3 separate regions of the Homo sapiens genome follow, and all the other regions are linked to region 1. The links are chromatin loops, found by intact Hi-C in ENCODE. Cell type or tissue: heart right ventricle. All regions are shown on one strand.

The links. Hi-C counts contacts between places; a loop is a spot of excess contacts. Peaks named below come from ENCODE experiments on the same cell type or tissue, not always from the same donor. Only the 100,000 strongest peaks of a DNase experiment are listed, where the experiment ranks them.
Region 2: it touches region 1 in a loop (3.0-fold over the local background); 26 of 110 quality-filtered maps call a loop at or near these places.
Region 3: it touches region 1 in a loop (6-fold over the local background); 4 of 110 quality-filtered maps call a loop at or near these places.

What each region holds. Positions count from the first base shown.
Region 1 is chr5:42,886,069-42,894,068 of GRCh38, forward strand. It overlaps the pseudogene PPIAP77. Among named protein-coding and RNA genes, the nearest start is that of SELENOP, 78 kb to the left of the region's middle. RefSeq lists an enhancer at 785-1,984. In heart right ventricle, a CTCF peak has its summit at 3,448 (motif pointing left); a DNase peak (open chromatin) is centred at 3,443.
Region 2 is chr5:42,586,515-42,594,514 of GRCh38, forward strand. The region is part of intron 2 of GHR (growth hormone receptor); the gene reads left to right. Among named protein-coding and RNA genes, the nearest start is that of CCDC152, 170 kb to the right of the region's middle. In heart right ventricle, no CTCF peak of the experiment used is centred here; DNase peaks (open chromatin) are centred at 267 and 4,677; H3K4me3 peaks cover 1,615 bases; H3K27ac peaks cover 3,685 bases.
Region 3 is chr5:41,921,681-41,929,680 of GRCh38, forward strand. It overlaps FBXO4 (F-box protein 4), which reads left to right and starts at 3,601. Exons shown (of 7, transcript NM_012176.3): 1 at 3,601-3,818; 2 at 5,333-5,568. The coding sequence starts at 3,630. RefSeq lists silencers at 3,859-4,038, 7,467-7,761. In heart right ventricle, a CTCF peak has its summit at 3,549 (motif pointing left); DNase peaks (open chromatin) are centred at 3,511 and 4,101; H3K4me3 peaks cover 2,057 bases; H3K27ac peaks cover 2,366 bases.

The sequences.
Region 1 (8,000 bases):
CCCATAATACTTTGAATGAAACCCAAACTCCTTACCATGTCCTATAAGGTCTAAAATAACTGGCTTTTGCCTATTTCTCCAGTTTCACCTCTTTTTATTTTCTGGCTCACTTCTGCCAGTTTGACCAAATTGACCTTCTTCCTTTTCCTACAGCAGATCAAGCTCATTCTGTGCTGGATTGTCACTCTGTCCAGAATGCCCTTCTCCCTAGACATTCATATGGCTCACACTCTCCCATCTTTCCAATGTCCACTCTCTTGTCACCTTCCCAGAGAGACCTCCCTGACTGCTTCATCTTAAATAACCACCCTCTCCATCTCCTTACTCTCCAGCCTATTAACATGTTACATTTCTTCGTACTTTTCCTAACAGTATATTACATATGTATTTGTTTATTGTTCTTTCTCCTCTCTCCTACATGAAAACAAGGAAATTGTTCATTGTTAAATTCTATATGCCCAACATCTAGAACTAAGCCAAGCACTTAGTATGAGCTCAATAAATATTTGCTAAGTGAATGAGTGTATTGAGCATGGGTGACTGAAAGATGGCTAACAGTTAAAGGCAGGGTCTTGGAAAGTATATCCCAGAGAGAAGTGAACTCCCAGATAGCAAGTCTGCTTAAAGAAACTGACCTTCTCTCTGATTTTCAGACTATATGAAGCCATTACTGAAATGTCACCTGGGGATTGCTAGTGACTGTTCTTCAAACCTGTCTGAATAGTTACTGAAAGCCAAGCTTTTAACTACCATTTTCAGATAATAACAGGAAGTAGAAGAGACAGTCAGATGACCAGCATCAGAACAGCTCTGTAGCAAAAGGCACGTGAGAAAGGAACCATGCATATCCCAGTCTGAGTTTATCCTAGGATTTAACAAAGTGAAGAACAGAACACAGGAAAATTAGCAACATATCAGAGAGAGGGAAAAAAAAAAAAGATCAACAGAGAAATAAATAAAAACAAATTAAATCTGTGTTTAAAATTTTAAATTTGTATAAATATTTTAAGTAGTGATGCTTAGTTTCGGCATTCATTTCATATGCTGTTTCATGTTGTCCACATGAAGGTAAGTCAGATTGTTACATATCAAAATATGAGGGCACAGAATGGTGTGTCTGCTGCTGGATAGACACGGGTGAGTTGCTGGCTGCTGTCAATAGAATCACAAGAGAAAGGACAGTTGTTATAGTGTCTTTGCACAGACAGGGTGTGGCGCTCACCTGAATGGAGATTGGATTTTATGAGGCACTGACGTGGCTCCTGACGGTAAGTCAGATGTCTCACCCCAGCCTCGATGACCTCTCTCCCTCGTCATGCTCCTGCCTCTCCCTGCAGGAACTCCAGCCTCTTCTGTAATATCTAGCCCAGATCTTCCTTCTGGTTATGACTTCCTCAATGTCCTGATTTCCCACATGAAATGTCACAAAGCATTTTTTCTGATTTTTCTAATATAATATCTTTCCATAAAACAATGAATACCTCCAGGTCTAAATGTGGGCTGTGTGGCTGTGTGATACAGTAGCCCCTAGCCATATGTGGCTATTTAAATGTAAATTTATCAATATTAAACAAATTTTAAAATTTAATTCCTAGTCACAGTATCACATTTCAAGTGCTCACTATCCTGGTGGTAAAGGACTACTATATTGCACAATGCAAGTAGAGAATGTTTCTGTGAGACAAAATAGTAAATGTAAGAAGCTGTGTTTGTTCATTCTTGCCAGCAGAATTTCACATAATCCCTTGCCAGCAGAATTTCACAGAGCCCCTGACTTGGTGACTGAGCACAGCCCTCCAAAAGAATGCCTTGAAAACGATAAGAAGGGGAGAGCACAGATTCCCATATCTCCTGCCTGAATCAGTGCATTTTTTAGAAAAGATAAGTTCAATGATTCTGGTCCTTGCCTTTTTCTGTACAAAAAATAATGTACAACGGGATTAATGATTATGCCTCTGTAATCTATAACCAGATGTACCCTCACATCCAAACTTTGATGACATTTTGTTTGCTTGTAACTTCTGAGCACACGTAATGTAATTCCGAGCACATTTGATGTAACTTCTGAGCACATACTGAGCTGCCACCACCTGTATATAAGCAGTGGATTGAAACACTACTTTGGTGCAGTCTGACAGAAACTCCTTGAAAGACTCCTATGGGATTGCAATTCTCATTAAGTCCACAATTCTATTACCTCCAAAGTTCTTTTATATAGTACTGTCCTAGATTAAATGGCAGTAAATGTATGGGGTAAAAACAAACAAAAAAATTACTGAAAAAAATGATATGTTATCCTGCAAACAGTGAGGGATAAAAAGAACTGAAGATATTATCCTGAAGAATCCTGGAATATAAGAACTCGACCCAGAAACTGAGACTAGCAAATGACAAGGAATAGCGAGTGGGATAGAAAGAAAAACATAAGAATGTGACATCACAGATGCAGAGGAAAGAAGAGCTTTCAGGAAGGAAAGAGTGTGCAGTAATTTCAGTGCTGTTGAGAAGTCAAGTGAGATAATGATTGAAAGTATGCATTAGATGTAGTGATTAGGAAGAGATGTTGGTGATTTGAAGAAGAGAACCTTTTGAGGAATTGTGGGGGCATAAGCCGGACTGCAATGGGTAGAAATGTGACTGGGAAAGCGAAAAAGAAAAGGGCAAATATAGACAACTCTGCAAAAATAATAGTAATAATAATGGTTATGAAATACAGGAGAAATGGGAAAGTTGAAGAATGATACAGTCTAGGGTAATGGTTTTAATGAGAAAATATGACTACGTTACAAGTTAATACAAGAACTCTTTTTTTTTTTTTTTTTTTTTTGAGACAGAGCCTTACTCTGTTGCCCAGGCTGGAGTGTATTGGTGCAATCCTGGCTCACTGCAACCTCTGGCTCGCCTCCCGAGTAGCTGGGATTACAGGTGTGCACTACGACGTAGAGAGGGGATTTCGCCTTGTTGGCCAGGCTGGTCTTGAACTCCTGGCCTCAAGCAATCTGCCCCTGCTCAGCCTCCCAACATGCTGGTATTGCAGGTGTGAGCCACTGCACCCGACAAGTTAATATGAGAACTCTTCTAAGCAAAATGAAGTAAATCCTGTAAGCCAATATTTCACTGTAAGAATGGGAAAAGCTGGAAATTTAAAACTATCATATTTTTAGGGGATTTGGAGACCTGTAGAATCAAAGAGAACTAGATAAACTAAAATTCCAGGGGAAAGAAAACTGTTTCAAGATGAGTCAAAAATGGTCAGCCCATCCTCCCGCACCCCCTACTCCTGTCCCACATACACATAACACTTTAACAAAAAAAAAAAAGAAAGAAAGAAAATATTTTCTGAGGCTTTACTATACAAATTATCTCATAACCCATGTTTTCCTCTGGCTATGCATCCACCACCCTTACTGAGAAGATAAGGAATCCCACCTGGTCCTATGGCTCCACCTAGTGTCGCCATTGGGGAGCAATTTAACTGCCTTGAGACTAGCTACAGAGGTTGGTTGGGAATGATGTATTTGCTTTACTGTCTTGCCTTCCTCTTCTAGGAGATCATGATTAGCAGCCTTAAAGAAGAGTCTGTGATTAATTAGACCTGAACCTCTCCTCACAGGAAACGAGTGAGAACATTTTCATTCCAAAGGGATAAAAAGGAATCCCATATTGTGACTTGGGAGCTGGATATATAGGTAGCATATGAGAGGATCTGCATGGGAAAGGGGGTGAACTGCTTTGAGACGCAAACTTATGCATCTTTTCAATAACTTTTCTTTCTCCCTCTTGATTTAATGCTACTTTTGGTCTTGGGTGGAAAATTTCCCCACTAAGTATGGGAGCTGATGTCCAGAAAGGTCAGGAGACTGAATGTGACAATCCAGAAGGGCAGGAGTTAGCTCCTCCAAGGGTAAAATATGACCAGTGAAGAACAAGGACCAAGCAAATAAGTGACTTCTTTTTTTCTTCAGCAAGCCGTCCAAGGTATGGCTTTTCCTTACAATCCAGCTGGAGAAGCCCTGCACCAAGTAGCCACCTGCTGACTTCTTGGCTTGTGAAGGCAGAGGCAGCACAATGGCACCCATCACATCACACTGCTTAGTATCTTCCCTTCCCTCACCTCCGTCCCTCCTTTCCAATAACTGACCTGAGTGTGCACAACCCAAATGAGCCGCTGGCATCTTAATCCTAGCTTCAGCCTCTGCTTTCTAGAGAACCTGCCTAAAACACTCTCTCTCTATATATATATATACACACATATCTATATCTATAGATATATACATATGTATGTGTATACACATAGATATAGATATATATTTAGACAGAGTCTTGCTCTGTCACTCAAACTGGAATGTAGTGGTGCCATCATAGTTCACTGCAGCCTTGAACTCCTGGGTTCCAGCAACCCTCCTGCATCAGTCCCCTGTGTAGCTAAGACTACAGGGGCACGCCACCACACCTGGCTAATTTTTTTTTAATATATTTCTTAAAGAAACAGGGACTTGCTCTGTTGCCTAGAGTGGTCTCAAACTCCTAGCCTTAAAAAAATTCTCCTGCCTCAGCCTCCCAAAGTGTTATGATTACAGGCATTCAATGCACCCGGCCTATCTCTCTCTCTCTCTTTTTAAAAAATCTATAATAGTCTCCCCTCCACTTTTTCCTTAAAATGTATTTGTTAAAGAAATTCTGTTGTAAGTTTGACACTCTAGGTTTGACTAATTACATCCCCAGGGTGTAATTCTCTTGGCTGGTAGTTACAAGTGAAGCTAGATCAAATTGAAGTCTGAGCTTTTTTGGCAATAATACTTTTTAGATTGAGCCGGAGACTCATATTGTGTCATTTTATTGTCTGGTTGTCTCCACTTAGTGGTTTTAAAAGTGTCAGCCCAATCCATTTATTATAAAGTTCCCCATCAGATTATCACCTGATGATTTCAGGAGCCATTGAAGGACATTATCTAGATTCATTACTTCATTGGGGATTACAAACGGTGATATTATGATTTTCTCATTCCTTTATTAGATAGACTTCTTATAAAAGGAAGGACATTTTCTTATCAACTATTTGTTTATCCTGAAATATAGTTGTGCAAGAAAATCAGGATAAATATTTAATGTTTTCTTTTATTTACCAGTTTCCCAATAATTCTTTTGTGTTCTAAAAACTTTCCATGTGTACAATGAGTTATTTTGTAGTATCATTATGGATTTTCACATATTTAATATGTTTCCAATCATTTTCAGCTATATGGAGGAAGCAGCAGAGAAGGGCAAATTTTAAAAAGTGGAAGAAAACTGGTATGCATATTTTCAACCAAGTGAAAACGTCAAGGAGGTTAAAGTAATCAACTGGGTCAAATGCTGCTGAGAGGTCAAATAAGGTAAGATGAGGACTTGAAGCTGGTGACCATACATTTAAAGTGAGGTCAGTGGGTATGGTGGGATGAGTTTTTTGTTGTTGTTGTTGTTGTTGTATTTTTTTGTTTGTTTGTTTGTTTTTTTCTTTCTTTTTTTTTTTTTTTTGAGACAGAGTCTTACTTTGTCGCCCAGGCTGGAGTACAGTGGCATGATCTTGGCTCACTGCAACCTCCACCTCCTGGATTCAAGTGATTCTCCTGCCTCAGCCTCCCAAATAGCTGGGATTACAGGTGTGCACCACCATGCCCAACTATTTTGTATTTTTAGTAGAGACAGCGTTTCACCATTTTATTTCAGTGCTCCGAAATTATCCTAGCCTGCATGCAAGAATGAGTAAAGTTCCCATAAACAAAAAAGTACAGTTAGTGCTGTTGGCTATTTTGCTGTTTCACTTTTACAGTAGTACTAGAGAAGAGACTAAACCCAGGCCTATGGGGCAGAGGTATGTTTATTTATGGAAGTAACAGTGAGGGGGTGGTGTTTGGATTAAAAGAGAGTGGAAGGGAAACCCAAAGGGTGATTTTGGGGGCAGCCTGGTTGGGAAGGAGAAGTCACTCAATTTTTCACCTCTATTCAGTTTACCAGTTTTGTCTTCTGTTGTTGAACTGGACATTTCACTCCCTTTTGTTTGTTATTTAGTTTTTATTTCATAATCATAAACAACTCTGCAATCCAGCTAGGCATGGAAGGGAACAAGGAAAACATGGAACCCAAAGGGAACTGCAGCGAGAGCACAAAGATTATAGGATACTGCAAGCAAATGGGGTGGAGAGGTCCTCTCCTGAGCTACAGAAGGAATGGTCTGGTGGTTAAGATAAAACACAAGTCAAACTTATTAGAATTGTCCACAGTCAGAAATGGTGGTCTTCTTGCTGGTCTTGCCATTCCCAGATCCAAAGTGCTCCATGGCCTCCACAATATTCCTGCCTTCTTTCACCTTGCCAAAGAGCACATGCTTGCCATCCAACCACTCAGTCTTGGCAGTGTAGATGAAAAACTGGGAACCATTTGTGTTGGGTCCAGCACTTTCCATGGACAAGATGCCAGGACCTGTATGCTTTAGTATGAAGTTCTCATCATCAAATTTCTCCCCATAGATGGACTTGCCACCAGTGCCATTATGCTGTGTGCAGTCACCACCCTGATACATAAACCCTGGAATAATTCTGTGAAAGCAGGAACCCTTATAACCAAATCATTTCTCTCCACTGCTCGGAACACGAAAGTTTTCTGCTATCTGTGGAAACTTGTCTGCAAACAGCTCAAAGGAGACACGGCCCAAGGGCTCACCGTCAACAGAGATGTCAGTGTCGAAGAACATGGTGGGGTTGACCATGGCTGATAGTACAGGGCTTCTGGCAGCGGTGGCATCTGCAAAGCCCATTTCACTCTTGAAATGCACTTTTAAATAAAACAATCTCACCTGGGTGTCTACTTCAGTAACGTTTCCTTGGGGAAGCCAGGCCATTAAATATGCCTCTCTGCTTACCTCATGTGCCTCAGTGTTCTTCCCCTGCAGGAGGAATCCTCAACAATTCATTCTGGGTTAAAATTTGCTTCAGGGTGCCTTCAAAAATAGAATGACTTAGGCCAATCTTGCCTTTTGAAATGCTCCAAATGAGACATGTTCCCTGTATCTGAAAAGTCTGACTGGGTAGGACAGTCACAGGAAAGACCTTTTAAATATTGACAAGTTTACGTATTAATAAGCCCATTTTCATGCATCACTCTAGTGCCCCTCCTCAATTTTTTGATCAGTCAATATCTCTCCCAATCACAGAGCAAAATCATAAATGGCATGTTAGTATTCTGAATCCAGTGCTTTTTTAAAAATGTGTTATAATCTAATAGTGTTTGTCAGGAACTCAACATTGGTTGGGCATTTGAAAATCAATCAATATTATTCCTCACGTTAACAGCAGAAAAAATATAAGATAATCTCAGTAGATACCAAAAAATTTTTTTAATTCAACCCTGTATATTATTAATGTAAAAATCATCTTAGCAAATTAGAAACAGTGAATTCCCTTAATTTGATACATCATATCTATAAGAGATGTACACATAACATCTCACCAAATTGTAAAATATTAAAATATTGAAAACTAACAATTTCTTATTGAAATAGGAAAACTCCCAATAACTGGACCCATTCTCTCACCCCCTGCCCCACGCTCTTACCACCTCACCTGATAAAAATCCAAGGAGTTTCAATAGTGCCTTCCAGAATGATAACATTTTCACCATAATCCTATCACCGCCTGAAGCAATTAGCAAGGTAAATAAGTGTTAATCCCCACATGATTGGATTTTGGTATCCGACTTCCTGTACAAGACAGAATACTACAAAAACCCACAGTCAGGGAAGAACTGAGCCATTTGCTGTTTTCCTAGGCTAGCTGTGTGACTGAGCCGGTCAGGCCTTGGGAGGCTGAGGCTATGGAGTTCCATCCATCAACCTTGGAAGAGCTGTCTTGGAGGCAGGCAGGTCCAGAGCCCCACATGCCATGGGACCTGAATCGAGAGCAAGCCTGGGCCTGGGCACTGGATAACTTCCCTGTGCTGAGCCGCCACTCCTGCCAATGCCA
Region 2 (8,000 bases), 300 kb before region 1:
ATCTAGATTAAGGGACTATCATGTATGCTTTTAGGAGAGAAGTTTAATCTGCAAAACCTACTTGTCTTATTTAATTAATTGTTGCTCTTAGCTGCTCAATTTTGTACAGGTGACTTGCATGAAAGCAAAATGTATGTCAAAATCCAAAAGCAGAGTGAAGCCTCGGGACTTCAGTGCTTTTGGGTGTCTTTCCAGACCTCTGCTCTTCCCCCACCCTCACCAAGGCCCCACTGACCTCAAAGGGCCCTTCTTGCCAGGCCGTGAATTACGTCTGAGCCAGAGGGCTGGGACTACAGCCAAAGCCAAATGAAGGTGCAGAATTTAGGACTAAAAAAAGCCTGAGCACGTGGCACTGGGTATAGCAGATAAATTTGTTGGAGAAATGGTTTATAAATAACATGAAAAGGGAAAGGGGATAGAGGGTCAAAATATTGAGCTGTTGAGAGTTGTTCAATATTTGAGGTCAGTCTCACCATTTTTAATACTGAACCCAAAAGTAATACACACTGAAAAAAAAAAAAAACTCACTGAATAAAATTAACTACAGCTGGGCTTATTTTTTCTTATCAAGACATTTGTAAGTTTGGCAGCAAGCATTTTTAAACAGGATCTCTATTATATGAAATAAATTTAAAAACATGTGTCTACAGTCAGGACAAACAAGTGAACAAAAACAAAGCAAAAGCAATAAAGAAGCCCCATGAAGGCATTATGCTTTTCTGAGGACAGTATAAGGCTAGGATACTGCAGAAACTGAAATACTTAGGGATCTTATTGAAATAGTTTTCTTTTCCTCCAAACAAAGCAACCATCTCAGAGGGATAGATGGGCTAAAAGACAAGGAATAAAGTAAACAGAAGATTGGTAACTTGGGAGGTTTTCTTTTCCCCTTTCTCTTTTTGGTTTTGATTTGCTTTTCCCTTGTTAAAGCCAGAAAGGATAAATTTTGGTCCAGAACTCCCAAGACCAGAGGGTCAGGGAAAGCCACCCCGAGGCTGGAAGCTATGAACTTATCGCTAGTCTAAACTCCACCTCCTTCTTCCCTGGGAGTCCTGCACAAATATAACTGCCTGATCTTTCTGTTTACTGGCAAAGGTTTTGCTCCCTTCTCTTTCGTATCGGAATGTGAACTTGGGGAAAGATTTGGGGTTTTTTTTGTTTTTTTTTTGTTTTTTTAAGAAACAGAGACTTGACTTATTCCTCCCACAAACTCTTACCCTGGCACAGGGAGACCACAAACTAAGTGAAAACAAGGTAAGAAGCTTAGAGAAATGGGACCATATGCCCTCCCCGGAGCTGAACCGTGTTCCCTGTCCACCATCACCTTGTCTTCCCATGCTACTACTCCACTCCTGTCTCTTCCACACTCTGGGTCACATGTCTACCCCTTACTGTGAGTTATAATCGCCCAGGAAGGGTAACCCATTGACTGAGGGCCAAGCTTCTGATAAGTGAATGAACTTGTCTTTTCTCCTGGCCAGATATCTGTCTTTGCCAGAGAGGGCTGAGTCAGGGAGACTAAGATTTTCAAGGTCAAATTGTATATTGTTTAAAATTGTGAAAATTTGCTTTGTGCATTGAATCTCATTTTCAAAATAAAATTATGCCTTAAGTCAGATCATACTGATGCAGATTCTGCAGATGTTAAGAGGCTTCCATGATTGTATTTGCCAGCTGCAGGTCAGGCAGTGGTGGATGGTGGTAAGAAGTAACCTATACTTTTGGCTGGGAGCTGTGGTTCATGCCTGTAATCCCAGCGCTTTAGGAGGCTCAGGCGGGCAGATCACGAGATCAGGAGATTGAGACCATCCTGGCTAACACAGTGAAACCCCGTCTCTACTAAAAATACAAAAAAATTAGCCAGGCTTGGTGGCACACGCCTGTAGTCCCAGCTACTTGGGAGACTGAAGCAGGAGAATCGCTTGAACCTGGGAGGCAGAGGTTGCTGTGAGCGAGATCGCGCCATTGCACTCCACACTCCAGCCTGGGCAGCAAAAGCGAAACTCCATCTCAAAAAAAAAAAAAAAAAAAAAAAAAGTGACCTATAGTTTTGCAGTAGAATTTTGAATTCAAACTCAGGCTTTATATTTTCTCCAAAGTAAATTGTATTTTGTTCATTTTAATCCATTGGTTGACTCTAATGAGATCTTTCTGACTGGAAATTCTGCCCTTTTTTTCCTCCATAACTGTATTACCAGTTATCTCTCATCCATGTGTTTGATAAATCCATATGAATGTCTTTTTTTGTTTTCTACCAAAACCTTTATAACAAAACAAAATTCATAGCTTTGTCAACTACACTTGAAAATTATGCCCCAGGCTTTTCAGGATTCTGTAATTAACTTATTGAGTCATTTGTTTAACCATTGGTGAATTCATTTATCTTTACTCGGGCCACAGTAATGTATTTTACTTACAACATATTATGAGAAACTACATCACCTGCTTCACCGAAATTGAAAAACATTAGATGAACAACACTGCCCTAAACCATATTTCAATAATCCTTTCATGAAAGGAAAGGAAGTACATTTCCTATAATGATTTGTTCTTAGTGAAGCCATGTTGACTCCAAGTGACCTGTTGTTTCCTTTCTGGGCTCATAGAAATAATCTAACCATTCTAAAATATTGATGGGGATTCAGGTCAAAGGTATAGTTTTAAAAATTCACCATATTTAACCTGTTAAACATTCAGTATCTCCTACCTTCTGTCTTCCAAAAATCCAAAGAAATAACCATTTATTGTTCCGTTTATGCTTTCAGTGTCTAGGACATAGCTAATCTGATACTGAACATTTGAACTTATCGTTAGCTTTGAAAATATGCCCTATTGTCCTATTGGCTTTATACTAAAGTTTTATTAATACATTCCCTCAATAGTCTCCAGTCTTTGCCCAAGAAGAAGAAAATTCTGTAAGAGTTTCTTTTTACCTTCCTTTCTTCTCTGAGTGGAATAATCTTTTTTGTTGTCTTCATAGTATTTTAGAGTTTTGTGAGATCAGACAAAATTTACCTCAGCTTATAACTTTATCTTTTAAGTGGAAAAACTCTGAACTATTGATTATTGTGTCATCTTGAAAAAATAGTCTATGGAATATATATAAGTAGTTGTGTTATTTTTTTCAGTGTTAAGTTGACCTTTTTCTTTTAGTGCATTGTGAATATTTAAAAGGTCATTTGTGCAACATATAAGAGGATTGACAGGTTTCCATGCATGATGCTTAATGTGGAGATGATTTCTTTCCATCAAGTTATTATGCTTGGAATAAGTAACACATCTTAAAATTACAACCTTGATGTAGCAAATCATCAGATGGGTTACCATTACATGGAAAGAGCCAGTGAAATAAAGACCATTAAGTTCAGGTAGACAGAGATGGCGGTGAGAAATTCACAGCCAAAGAGGGCCATATGGAGGTGAAAACACTGGTAAATGGCTCTGGGACCCTAGGAGTCTACAGTAAGTCATTGGGAAGTTGGAGTGGAGAAAGGCAACATTAGCTAGGTATTTCATTCATTCCTCCATAAATGCTTATTGGGAGCATGTTGTGTGCCTGGCATCATCCTAGCTTCACTGAAAAGAATGAGGAACATATAAAATGTGAAGGTGAGAATAAGTGAGAAGTAATTGCTCTTTACTCTCAATTATAGCTGGGCAAGTACATATATGAATATGCTTTTGTGTTCTGAACACACACTAAGCAGTTGGTCAAAGTATTAAGCTAGAGACAACTTCTACTTTCAAATGTAGTGTTTCAAAATAATAATAATAATAAAGATTTCAGGACAGTTTACATATAACCATTTAGAGATTTAAGGATTAAAATCAGGAGGGAAGGAGAAATGTCTCTGCTGGGGAAATTTTTTTAAACTAGTGTTTTCTACTCAGCTACTCAATGTGATTTCTTTTATTTTCTTCCTTCCATTGCTTATTGGCATTTATTGTGGGGAAGACTGCTGTGTTGGCAGCATGAGAGAGATGGGAATCAAGAAAATGGAAACACCATTCAATATTCAAAAGCCACTATCCCCTTAAAAGCAACCACAGATCATTCAGTTTTGCCACATACTCAGATTGCACACTAACTGGAGGATGTTAAAAAGTGTTCTATTACAACCAGTTATCCAGTTTTTGCCACTTAAACTCTGCTGTGAGAAATGTGACTGTAGAGCAGCCTTAAAAAGAGATCATCTTGATATTAAGCAGTGTTACTCATACATGCTTGTTGACATTCTAACAGGTGACTTTGAATGGATCTTCAGGCTCAGAAACATGGTTGTGTCCCTAGAACTGGTGAGGCTGGAACAAGGTGTACAGAAGTGAAATGACCACTTGCTTTCTCTATTGGATTTCTTTATCCAGCTGTGCAATTGTTTCAGGGACTACAGTTGATTTTCCTGATGCAAGCCTAGCAACTTGTTTTTCAGTTCAGCACAGTAAAATATGAACAGGAGAGAACTCCCTGTTGGCCACCCACCTCACAATCTTTAAAAGGGAACTCTGTACAGAAGCATTCTGCATTAGGCAAATGTACACTTCTGCAATCAAAATGAAAAACACTTGAGCTGAATCGTTTTTCGTTAGCTTTAGTTTCCAGCCCTGATTAAAAAGAACACAGGGAACCCTGCAAGTTTAAGCGGTTTTGGCAGCCGAGGAAACAGCTGTGACATTGTCAAGGGTTGTCTGTAGGAGCTGTGCAGGCTGCTGACAGCACTGATAATGCCCAGAAATGGGGCAGACGCTTTTCGCATTTGGTCATCAAAGGAGTGGCAGCAGCTAGGTTCAAGAAGTGAACTTTTGACCCTGTCTGAGACAACTGGCTCTCGTGGATCTTGTTCTGTCATTCTCCAGTCTGATTTTCTCTTTCAGAACAAGTGGGTAGGATCTTTGGTTTTTAAACTGTTTGACTGTTATTAAAAGTAAGCTAGTTCTTATAGCTGCGATTGGAAGGGATGGAAGGTGAGGAAGAAGAGCTGGTATTTCCCACTATCCTGCAGGGGTGGGGAAATCTATCAACGACTGTTCCACTAATCTGCGGATGAGTTATCTAGGGAATATCATGCAGTTGCCAAAGTTTTCAGCATCTAAAAGCCTCCAAAGTTCTCTCTGTGAGGGTCTACCTCCCCTGTCTCCAGATCCTTCCCATGCCCCTCAGACTCAGCACTTGTCCACTGTCCTTGCTACCAGGGAATCCCTCTGCAGCCCCCTTACCCTCCTGCCCCTCCCAAAAGAGCTCCAGACTTTGACCTTTCTCTTCCACCTCAACATCTGTTTGTGTCTTAAACTGATGTCCATTGAAAGAAACAGATAAACTAATTAATGCTGAGATATGACTTATGAAGTATTATGAATGTGCTAACTCTCTCAGGGGTATGTGCATTTTAATAGAGGACCAGCAGTCCAAAGGCCGGTCTCACTCCACTGTGCCCCTCTAACAGCACCGAGTCTATTTCCAGGCAGCCAGAGACCAGGCCTGAGAACTTGCCCCAGACCACCAGCGTCCCCACTGAGAAAGCAAGCAGACTCAACAGTTTTTCAGTGTTTCAGGGAGCCTGCAGCAGCAATACAGTTCCTTCAAAGGGTCTGTGGATTCTCTCAGCTTTCCTAGTAGGTTGCTGTGGTAGTTTTTGGAGCAAAAGTTCACGATGTGAATCTTCACATGCTGCTCTTTGTGCCGAGCAGGTGCTTGCAAGCTAGTTCTGCCCCTATCTGCCATCTTAATCCTAACATCTCCCATGTTTTTTTAATTTAACTTCTATTTTGGTTTCAGAGGTACATGTGCAGGTCTGTTATATAGATAAATTGGATGCCATGGGAGTTTGGGGCATACATGATTTCATCACCCAGGTAATAAACATGGTTTCCAATAGGTTAGTTTTTATGTCCTCACCCGCCTCCCATCCTCCACCCCCAAGTGGGTGCCAGTGTCTATTATTCCCTTATTTGTGTTTATGTGTACTCAGTGTTTAGCTCCCACTTATAAATGAGAACACGCAGTGTTTAGTTTTCTGTTCCTGTATTAGTTTGCTCAGGATAATGGCTTCCAGCACTATCCATGTGGCTGCACAGGACATGAGCTCATTTTTTATGGCTGCATAGTATTCCATGGTGTATATGTATCACATTTTCTTTATCCAGTCTACTGTCAATGGGCATTTAGGTTTATCCTGTGTCTTTGTTATTGTGAATAGAGCCTCAGTGAACATACGTGTGTGTGTGTCTTTATGGTAGAGCAGTTTATATTCCTTGGATTGTTGGGTAAAATAGCAGTTCTATTTTAAGTTATTTGAGAAATCTTCATCCTGCTTTCCATAGTGGCTGAACTAATTTACATTCCTACAAGCAATATAAATATTCCTTTTTCTCTGCAACCTTGCCAGCATCTGTTATTTTTTTGAGTTTTTAATAATAGCCATTCTGACTGGTGTGAGATGGTATTCATTGTGGTTTTGATTTGCATTTCTCTAGTGAATAGTGATCGTGAGTATTTTTTCATATGCTTATTTTCCATGTGTATGACTTCTTTTGAAAAGTATCTGTTCAGGGACATCATTCCTATGAAAATGCTAGTTAATTATACAAGTATTACTTGTTTCCAATAATCGATTTTTTAAAAAACCTTATAATCAATATTGCATTAAAATTTTCAGCTGTGTGATTCCTTATCATTTTCTTGGATGCAAATGCCTTGTGTCACGTACTATATCTCATAAATCTATATTGCATCTAACAAAGTGCTTTGTGTAAAGTAGGCAATTAATAAATGCTTGTTTAATGAGTAGATTTGTTTTTGTTTTATTTTGCTTTCTATGTTTTCCTAAGGATGTGGGGCATTAGGCCAATGGAAACTGTCTCTCAAAAGTTCTTATATATAAATATTGATGTCAAAGTCACTATTTTTGTACAAATAAACACATTTACCTAATTTGGTGAGCATTTATAGAGTCCTGCCTATATTCAAGGTCCCTGTGCTGATCAGTGGGCAACTGAAGAAGTATGAGGCACTGTTACTGCTGTCTTCCTTCCCTAATTGGGTCCTATACCTTATCTTGGTACAGCTACCTCCTAAGGAGGCCCATCTGTGCTGTTGAGGGTACATCTGAAGGCAGTGCACTGGAATGTATAGCCTAGGACTGGAATTTGGAGTGAGGCCCTGAGAGATCATACACATTTTTCACTTGTGGGGGAATGTCCTTAAGTAGAAATAGATGGTGATTTCAGATATTTGATCCAAACCTAACTTCCTCATTTGAATTGAGTATGCTAATAACTATTCTTGAGGCTCTGGAATAGTGATGACATTTCCTGGTTGGGAAATCAGATGCTGATTTCTGAAGCAGAGTTTTAAAGTTGAAAGATGAAAAGGGAACAAAACAATAAACACAACCTTAGACTGAAGGGTCATTTTTCTAGTCCAACTTCCCTCCACCTAGCTGCCACCCAAGATTGTCCCTCAGCCATCCTTAGAATATTAAAATAAATCCATTGCAGTGCTCAAATGACTTGTTTCTATTTGAAAATCCTTGCCATTGGAGAATTTTTCTATATATCTTACCTTAATGGCTCTCCACGAATTTTGTCAACAGTTTGTCAGCAATGTACTCATGAAAATATCTCATATCTATGTATATTCTATCACTTTAGCCTCCTTGACTTCTAGACCAGCAGTTCCCAAACTTTTCAAATGTGACCCCTTTTAGTATCAACTTCTGTTTATAAAAGTACAAAAGCCCTCACATCTTATACTTTCTTTTATGCTTTTATTTATTGAGATATTAGACAACACATACTTGTAGGTGACATGGATTCTTAGATCTAAATAACTCCACTCTCCATGGTCACTGTCACTTCAACACAGGTTGATGCAGTCCTTAGTTTGGAAAACAGTTTTGGCATAAATAATCCCAAACCTTCCTATCACTTCTTGGAGCTTTTTTCTTCATGCTTTCCTTGCATCTTTCTTAAAATGTGAAGACTACATTGGATATATTATTAAA
Region 3 (8,000 bases), 960 kb before region 1:
TTTTATCATCTCAGTTTACTATTTTAACTTCTGAATGTTATTTCTTCTGGTCCTAATAACTTTTAAAGATGGGGTAATATAGTGGTTAGGATTCTGAGCTCTGGAGCCAGAAGGCCTGAGTTTAATCATAGCCCTGCCATTTATAATACTAACTGTGTGACTCTCTTTAAGTTATTTAATCTTCCTGTGCTGCCTTATCTTATTTTTAAGGCAGTAATAGTACCTACCTCAAGGATATTGAAGATAAATAAGTTAATATTCAGAGTGCTTTAGTTCAGTGTGTAGTATATAAGAGCACAAGAGAATTAGCTATTTCTAGACTGTTTCCCTTAATGTCTAGTTCTGTATATAGGCATACCTCATTTAGCATGCTGACTCATTAGCCAGACAATTGAATGACAAACTTGTTGGCCAGGAAAGCACTGCCTTTTCCTTAGTTCAAGTCATGCCGGTCTTTCTAGGTGGGAAGCAGACTTCAGAGAAGAAATCAGGACTTGGATAGGCATCTCAAATGTTTTTTGTGGATATGACTGGAAGAAAACATCCAATTAATTTTCAAAACATTTTCAGCCCTCCCTCAAAATATATATAAAACCCACTGTATTGAGATGTACTAGTCATCTAAATATGTTATACATATCCTATTTAAAACTGGATTTTTTAATCAGCCTGATTGCCTTGGCTTCTGATACCTTTTGGTCTAATTCTTAACTCACAAGTCAGAAGCATTCAATGAAATACTGGTTATTTAAATTTAAATACTATACTTAAAAATAGGTTATTCTAAATCCTTGTATAGCCACATGATTGAGTAGTATGTACCTGTAAAAATCCATGAGGTATATTTCTGTTTAACGCTACAGAGTGGTCTTATTAAGTAAAAACAAAATGGAGAAGGTATATATATATATGTGTGTGTGTGTGTGTGTGTATGTATCATATTTAAGAAAGGGAATATAAAAGTGCGTGTGTGTGTGTAGTTAAAAAAAAGAAACAATGGACCCATAACCAAAACTTTAAAAAATGGTTACTTATGGTGGAGGCAGGAGGAGAGGAACCAGATGGAAAGGACCAGGATGGAAGCTAGATTTCTCAGAATATATCTTGAATTTTCAACATTTGACTTTGGTACATATGTTATTCTAAAACGAGATTTAAGCAAAGTTAAGAAAAGCCCTACAAGTCCAAAGCAAAATGAAACAGACGACCTGCATTGCATATCAAGTTGATGGCTTGAATACACAGGTATGTTTCAGTTATCTTTAAAGCATAGTAATTTGTATGTCCATTCTTAATGGGATATATCCAAGGGCAAAAAGAAATGTGAAGAAATCTTAAACTCTTCAGTAATTAAATTGTTAATCATAACTATGTTAATATAATTAGAAATGAGGATTTTTAGTGTATGAGAAAAGATACATACAAAATCAAAGAGTAAAAACAATCTGTAATCCTAAATTTGAATGGGAAATAACACGAAGTTATGTTTTCTCTATATAAAAGACACTAGAAAGGCCTGGAAACCATGTTCAAATACCATTCCCGTCAAAATGAGCCAGAGTTTTCTGGAAATATAGCTAATTCTGGCTTGAGCAGGACAATCAAATGACTGACGGAAAATTTTTCTTTAATTCAGCTAATAAAAGGAATTATAGAACTAGAATACTAACATTTTATAACTTGTAAGCAAATAATATTCATTGATAAATGCTCTATCTTTGAGGTGAAAAACTTACAGGAAATTTGAATGGATCAGCCCAGTGAAACCACTGATCACTCCGAACATTAGAAAATGAGAATGACTTGTAGCTTTCAGTCTCAGTATATAATACCATTTACGAATGTGTTAAAGACACTATTGAGATGCCATTAATAGTGTGCAGGCCGTGTTCAGTGGGTCACACTTGTAATCCTAGCACTTTGGAAGGCCACAGCAGGAGGATCACTTGAGCCTGGGAGGTCGAGACCAGCCTGGAAAACATGGTGAAACTCCATCTCTACTAACAAAAAAAAAAAAAAAAGAAGAAGAAGAATATAGAAAAAAGAAAGTCCAGAGTGGTCCAGAAAGACCAACCTGCTTTCTTTAACAAATATCAAGGGAAAATAAAGGAGGGGGAGCTATACAATGAAACTTAAGCTTTAAGAGTATCCGTAATGTGTGACCCTTGTTGGGCTATGATTCAAACAAATCAAATGTGAAAAATTATTTTCAAAGCAGATGGGGAAGTTAAACACTGACTCGGTATTTGGTGATTTTAATGAATTAAAATTGCTTAGGTACAGTGGTCTGTTTCTTAAAATCTGTTTTTTTTAGGGACGGATACTGAGATATTTACAGATGATAGGTCTGGGATTTGTTTCAAAAGGATCCAGAATTGGGGGTGTAGTATTAGGTGAGTATAGCAACAGCACAAGATTAACCAGGTGTTGGTAATGGAATCTTGGATACTGGGCACACAGGAGCATATTATTCACTCTCCTTTTATAAATGTTCAAAATTTTCCGTAATAAAGTTTTTCTCATTCATTTAACAGATATCATTTTAATACTTTATACTTGAACTGATTTTTTTTCTTGCTCTAGTTCGTTTTTTGCTCTCAAAGTAAATCGTGTCCTAGAAAGTGATGAGAAATGCCATATGGTTAATCCGTGGTCCTTGTCCAGATTGCCTCCCAAAAACGAGGCTGCAATTTTATTGGTTATTGGCCCCTACCAACAACATGCAAATAATAAAATGTAATGAAACTTAAACTTGTATGTTACAGAGCCTTGCAGAACCTTAGTTATCAGGCTTTCTTGGATTCTGTTGACATTTAGATCCTCAGAGATTTACTTTTTGAATGTATACATACCCAGTTCTATGTAACAGATTAACTTGTAATACGTTCTCTTAAAGCACTTTTAAAGTAAGCCCAAAGTAAGTAGAATGGGCATCTGGTTTGAGAATTAAAAAACTCACTAGTGGGATTTCAACACCACCACATCTGGGTTCTTCTAGCCGTTTTTTGCCGCCCTTGCAAATTTTAAATGTGCTTATATTTTTGCATAGTGGGTCCAGACTTCTCATTTTGGCAAAAGGTTCTTTGTAATTGGCCCGCTGACTGCCTCTCTAGTCTGTTTTTGCTGATACTCAAGAAAATAAATGGTAACTTGGTGATTGAGGAAATAACACACACAAAAAACACCCCATACGTAGTATGGTAGTGCTGAAAAGGAAGCAAGTGGTTATTAAGCCCAAGACAGTGGCAGAGGTCTATCGAACAAGCGGAGTCGCCTAGGACCAGGCATAGTGGAAATGATCCCGGAGAGAACATCTTGAATGAAGCCAGGAAGTCAGCGGGCCAGAGGTTGTACAGGGGCTCTGCGGTTGGCGTGGCTGAGGTTGAGGCCACAAGTTACTGGGGAAGTTAATTGTTGACAGGAGCTTCGTACTCGGCTCACAGCCACGCACAGTGGGCTTCCTCCCAGTACCCGCCCTTGCCCCTGGGCCTAACCCTGCCCTGGAGGCGGACTCGCGGGAGAAGCGGGAGGCGGAACGCCCGAGGGCGCCCTCGGCTGGCGCGGAGCTGCGCAGGAGGCTGACGCGCTAGCGTGGCTCTAAGACGCGTCACCCACGCTGCGGGCAAGCCATGGCGGGAAGCGAGCCGCGCAGCGGAACAAACTCGCCGCCGCCGCCCTTCAGCGACTGGGGCCGCCTGGAGGCGGCCATCCTCAGCGGCTGGAAGACCTTCTGGCAGTCAGTGAGCAAGGAGAGGGTGGCGCGTACGACCTCACGGGAGGAGGTGGATGAGGCGGCCAGCACCCTGACGCGGCTGCCGGTGAGCGTCGGCCGCAGGCCGCGGAGGACAGTGGGGCCGGCCCGGGCCGGAGGGACCTCCCCTGGAGCCCCCCGGGGCCTGGGGAACTCTCGCGCCCCGGCCTGGGTCTGGCTCCGTCCATGCAGCCATTCCTGGCAGTGTAGTCACCGAGAAGCTACAGTTGATCAGAAGCGTCTTGGCGTGGACCCTGGTGCTCCGCAGGGGGCCCGAACATCTCAGGGAAGCACCTTCATGGGGCCCCTGGGGACCCTCCCGATCGCCCTCAGGTTTTCCACCCGCCAAAACAGGCACATGTGACTAGGACACCCTGAATGTCCGGTTACGGAAATGAGACAGTTCCCAACTTGCTGATTAGCTTGGGAAAGCATTCCAGCGTCCCTGTTCCCAGCGTCTTTGATTCCGGATCACTGTACCAAAACACTTGGAGGGCCAAGGTTTTTACCCTCTCAAGAGGACATTGTGCCTGTGGCTGTTATTGTGTATTTGAAGAAACAAAACGGCCCCTCAGTTGAAAATAAATGACTTAAGTTACAAGTGCCTCAAGTTACATCAAGGCCACGAGAATGACACACATAACTTATTGTTAAACTTTGGGGTAGATAGGTAAATGAAGAGAACAAAAATTATTGAAAATTATTACAATTCTTTGTCTCATTTGGACTATTGACACCTCTCTCCAATGTGTATATCAACGTGAAAGCTGCAGGTTTAGAATGCCTCCAAGTTTCTCCTTGCAGAGGTTTTTCATAACATTTTAATAGATTCTGTAGAGGAACTAAGATGACAAATTTACGGCCGGGCGCGGTGGCTCACGCCTGTAATCCCAGCACTTTGGGAGACCCAGGTGGGCGGATCACGAGGTCAGGAGATCAAGACCATCCTGGCTAACACGGTGAAACCCCGTCTCTACTAAAAATATAAAAAATTAGCCGGGCTTGGTGGCAGGCGCCTGTAGTCCCAGCTACTTGGGAGGCTGAGGCAGGAGCATGGCGTGAACCTGGGAGACGGAGCTTGCAGTGAGCCGAGATCTTGCCACTGCACTCCAGCCTGGGCGACAGAGCGAGACTGTGTCTCAAAAAAGAAAAAGACAAATGTACACTCTTTGATTTGGTCTGATGATAAAATCAGATAAAGGTTGATATGGGTTTTATTTTGAAGGACAAATTATTTCCTTAACTAATTTATGTAACTAACTGGTATATCCAAATATCTCTGAGGAAAAATTAAAGGAACTGGTGATTTTGCTGGAAAAATAGCAAGACAGTGGTTGCTTTTTCAGGAATGTTTCAGGTGTTTCAGAAATTAAATGTTTAACAACTACGAAACTAAAATGTTCAGTTATGATCCTTTGCTGATAGCAGGAAAATAATAGATTTAATTATTAATGGTAGATTTAGTTATTAAAAATACTAGTCAGTTGACCTTTTGTTATTTATTTGTTGATTATGTGGTTTATCACCCAAAAACTATTTTCTTCATTCCTTTTTCCTACCTGCTGCTTTCTTCTGTTTCAGATTGATGTACAGCTATATATTTTGTCCTTTCTTTCACCTCATGATCTGTGTCAGTTGGGAAGTACAAATCATTATTGGAATGAAACTGTAAGAGATCCAATTCTGTGGAGATACTTTTTGTTGAGGGATCTTCCTTCTTGGTCTTCTGTTGACTGGAAGTCTCTTCCAGATCTAGAAATCTTAAAAAAGCCTATATCTGAGGTCACTGATGGTGCATTTTTTGACTACATGGCAGTGTAAGTATCTAGTTTTATGAATTAAAAAGAAGCTATTAAATTTTCCTGTATTACTAGTCAATATCCAAGTTAATCCTGACCCTGCTACTGATTTGTTGCGTGGATTTGGGGTCTAATTGTTCTCGTCAAAACTGGGAGTTAAATGACTTCCTTCATAGGACCCTTTCAGCTTTAATATTTTATTATTTCCCTGTGGTGCCTAACCAGTATTTGAATAATTATAAGTAGTATAGATGGCAAGAAGTAAAAGACTTCTTAAAAGTCTCATGATCTTTAGAACAATTGTCATTTTGTTAAATAAGTAAATACTTTTCCGTATTCAGAAAAAGGATGATCAGAGACCCCTGTTGTTTGGCAGGGAAGAAGAAAACCATTCTAAAGGCTCTGAGAAATAAGATTATATTAGCACCGAAAAGCACTGACATTTTTTAATATTGCGTAGGTGAGATAATTAATGTTACTGAGCAACTGCAGTGTACTGGATTCTACGAGGGATGCTTTATGTATGTTTTACTCATTTAATCCTCATGCAACAAGAAGGTGTTATCTTTGTATCCCAGATGTGGAATTAAGGTTCATGGAGGTTATGTGATTTGCCTAAAGTCATATAGCTTGTAAGGGACTATTCAGACTGGAACCCCATTATGCTACCTCAAAGATATATAATGACATTATATATCTGGATATAGCTTGTTTTTCTGAGAAACTCAAATTTAACGCATTATTTTAAAAATTTCAAAATATTTATTCTTTAAAAATTGTTGTGCTTGACTCAGTAGCAAAATACAGAATTTTTTTTTCAAATTTTGAGTTATTCAGAGCCTTTCCTTATTCTAATACAGATGCCATTATGTCAAGTGTTGTGAGACTATTTGATTCAAAGGTGTGTTGTCTGTTATAGATAATCTCAGCAAGTGCTGCTGTATCTCACTTGCTAGGCAATACCTGTACAATAGCTAACCATTGCATCAAGTGTATATGAGGCTGTGGAATTAGATTTTGCCCAGGGAATAGTAATAATAGTAACTACCATTTATGGTCATATAAAGTACTTATCATTTTTACAACCCTGAGTTATTTCTTTCTTTTCTTTTTTTTTTTTTTGAGACGGAGTCTTGCTCTGTCGCCCAGGCTGGAGTGCAGTGGAGCGATCTCGGCTCACTGCAAGCTCCGCCTCCTGGGTTCACGCCATTCTCCTGCCTTATCCTCCCGAGTAGCTGGGACTAGAGGCACCCGCCACCACGCCTGGCTAATTTTTTGTATTTTTAGTAGAGACGGGGTTTCACCGTGTTACCCAGGATGGTCTTGATCTCCTGACCTCGTGATCCACCCACCTTGGCCTCCCAAAGTGCTGGGATTACAGGCGTGAGCCACTGCGCCCGGCCAACCCTGAGTTATTTCTGTTGCTCAAATAATACAGATGAAGAAACTGAAATTCAGACTGTAAGTGGCTCATATAACTAAAAGTAGTGAGGCTTGGTCAGGTCTATCCAGCTTCAAAGTTGTTTTGTGTTTGTTTTTTCCCCTTCATGAGTTACAAGGTTTCTAATAAAAGGATTTTGTTAGGTTAGTGATTTTGTTAACCAGCTTGACTTATTTGAAGGACTTTAGGTTTTATTTTGATTTGGGCAACTTTTAATTTTTGATAAAATGCATAATTGGTACTTTAGAGATTTATAGCTATTGCAAGAAACGGAATTGTTTTACATCATTCTTAGTTTGCTAGGTTTGCTGCAAGGATCATTTGAGCCTCCCTCATTTAACTCTTACTAAACTGTTATATTTGAGGCTATTAATAGAAGTACCCAAGACATTTGAAATTTGGTTATATTGGTAGTGTTAGCAATTTTTTTGGTTTGTTTGTTTTTTACCTGTAGGGATATTGTGCTAACTATCTGTGTGTAGCTTATCTTTAGTGCTGAGTTTCTCAATCTTGGCACTATTGACATTTTGAGCCAAATAATTCTTTGTTCTGGGGCCTGCCCTATGCATTGTAGGATTAATGTTTAGCAGCATCCTTGGCCTCTGCTAACTTCTTCTCCCCTCCCCAGTTGTGACAATAAACTTGTTGTTCAGACATTGCCAAATGTTCCAGGGGGGCAGGGATAAACCTCCTAGGGTTGAGAACCTTTATGTAGTAAAATTTCACCATTCAAATGTTCCATGAGAGAATCTAAATTAAAGATTAGAAAGTAAGTAACCACTTCATGGGGGAAGAGTTCCTTAGCTTCTGGGCCACTCCCACCCCCATGGCACCTTGTGCTTTTCCCTGTCAGAGCACTCCACATACATATTATAAAGGTGTCTGTCTATTGTTCTCCTGGAGGATTGGGACTATATAATCATTGTATCCATTGTGTCTAGCAAGTACTCAATAAATTATATATTTTTGAATGAATAACTGGCTGTTTTCTGTGTTAATGTTCTAATTG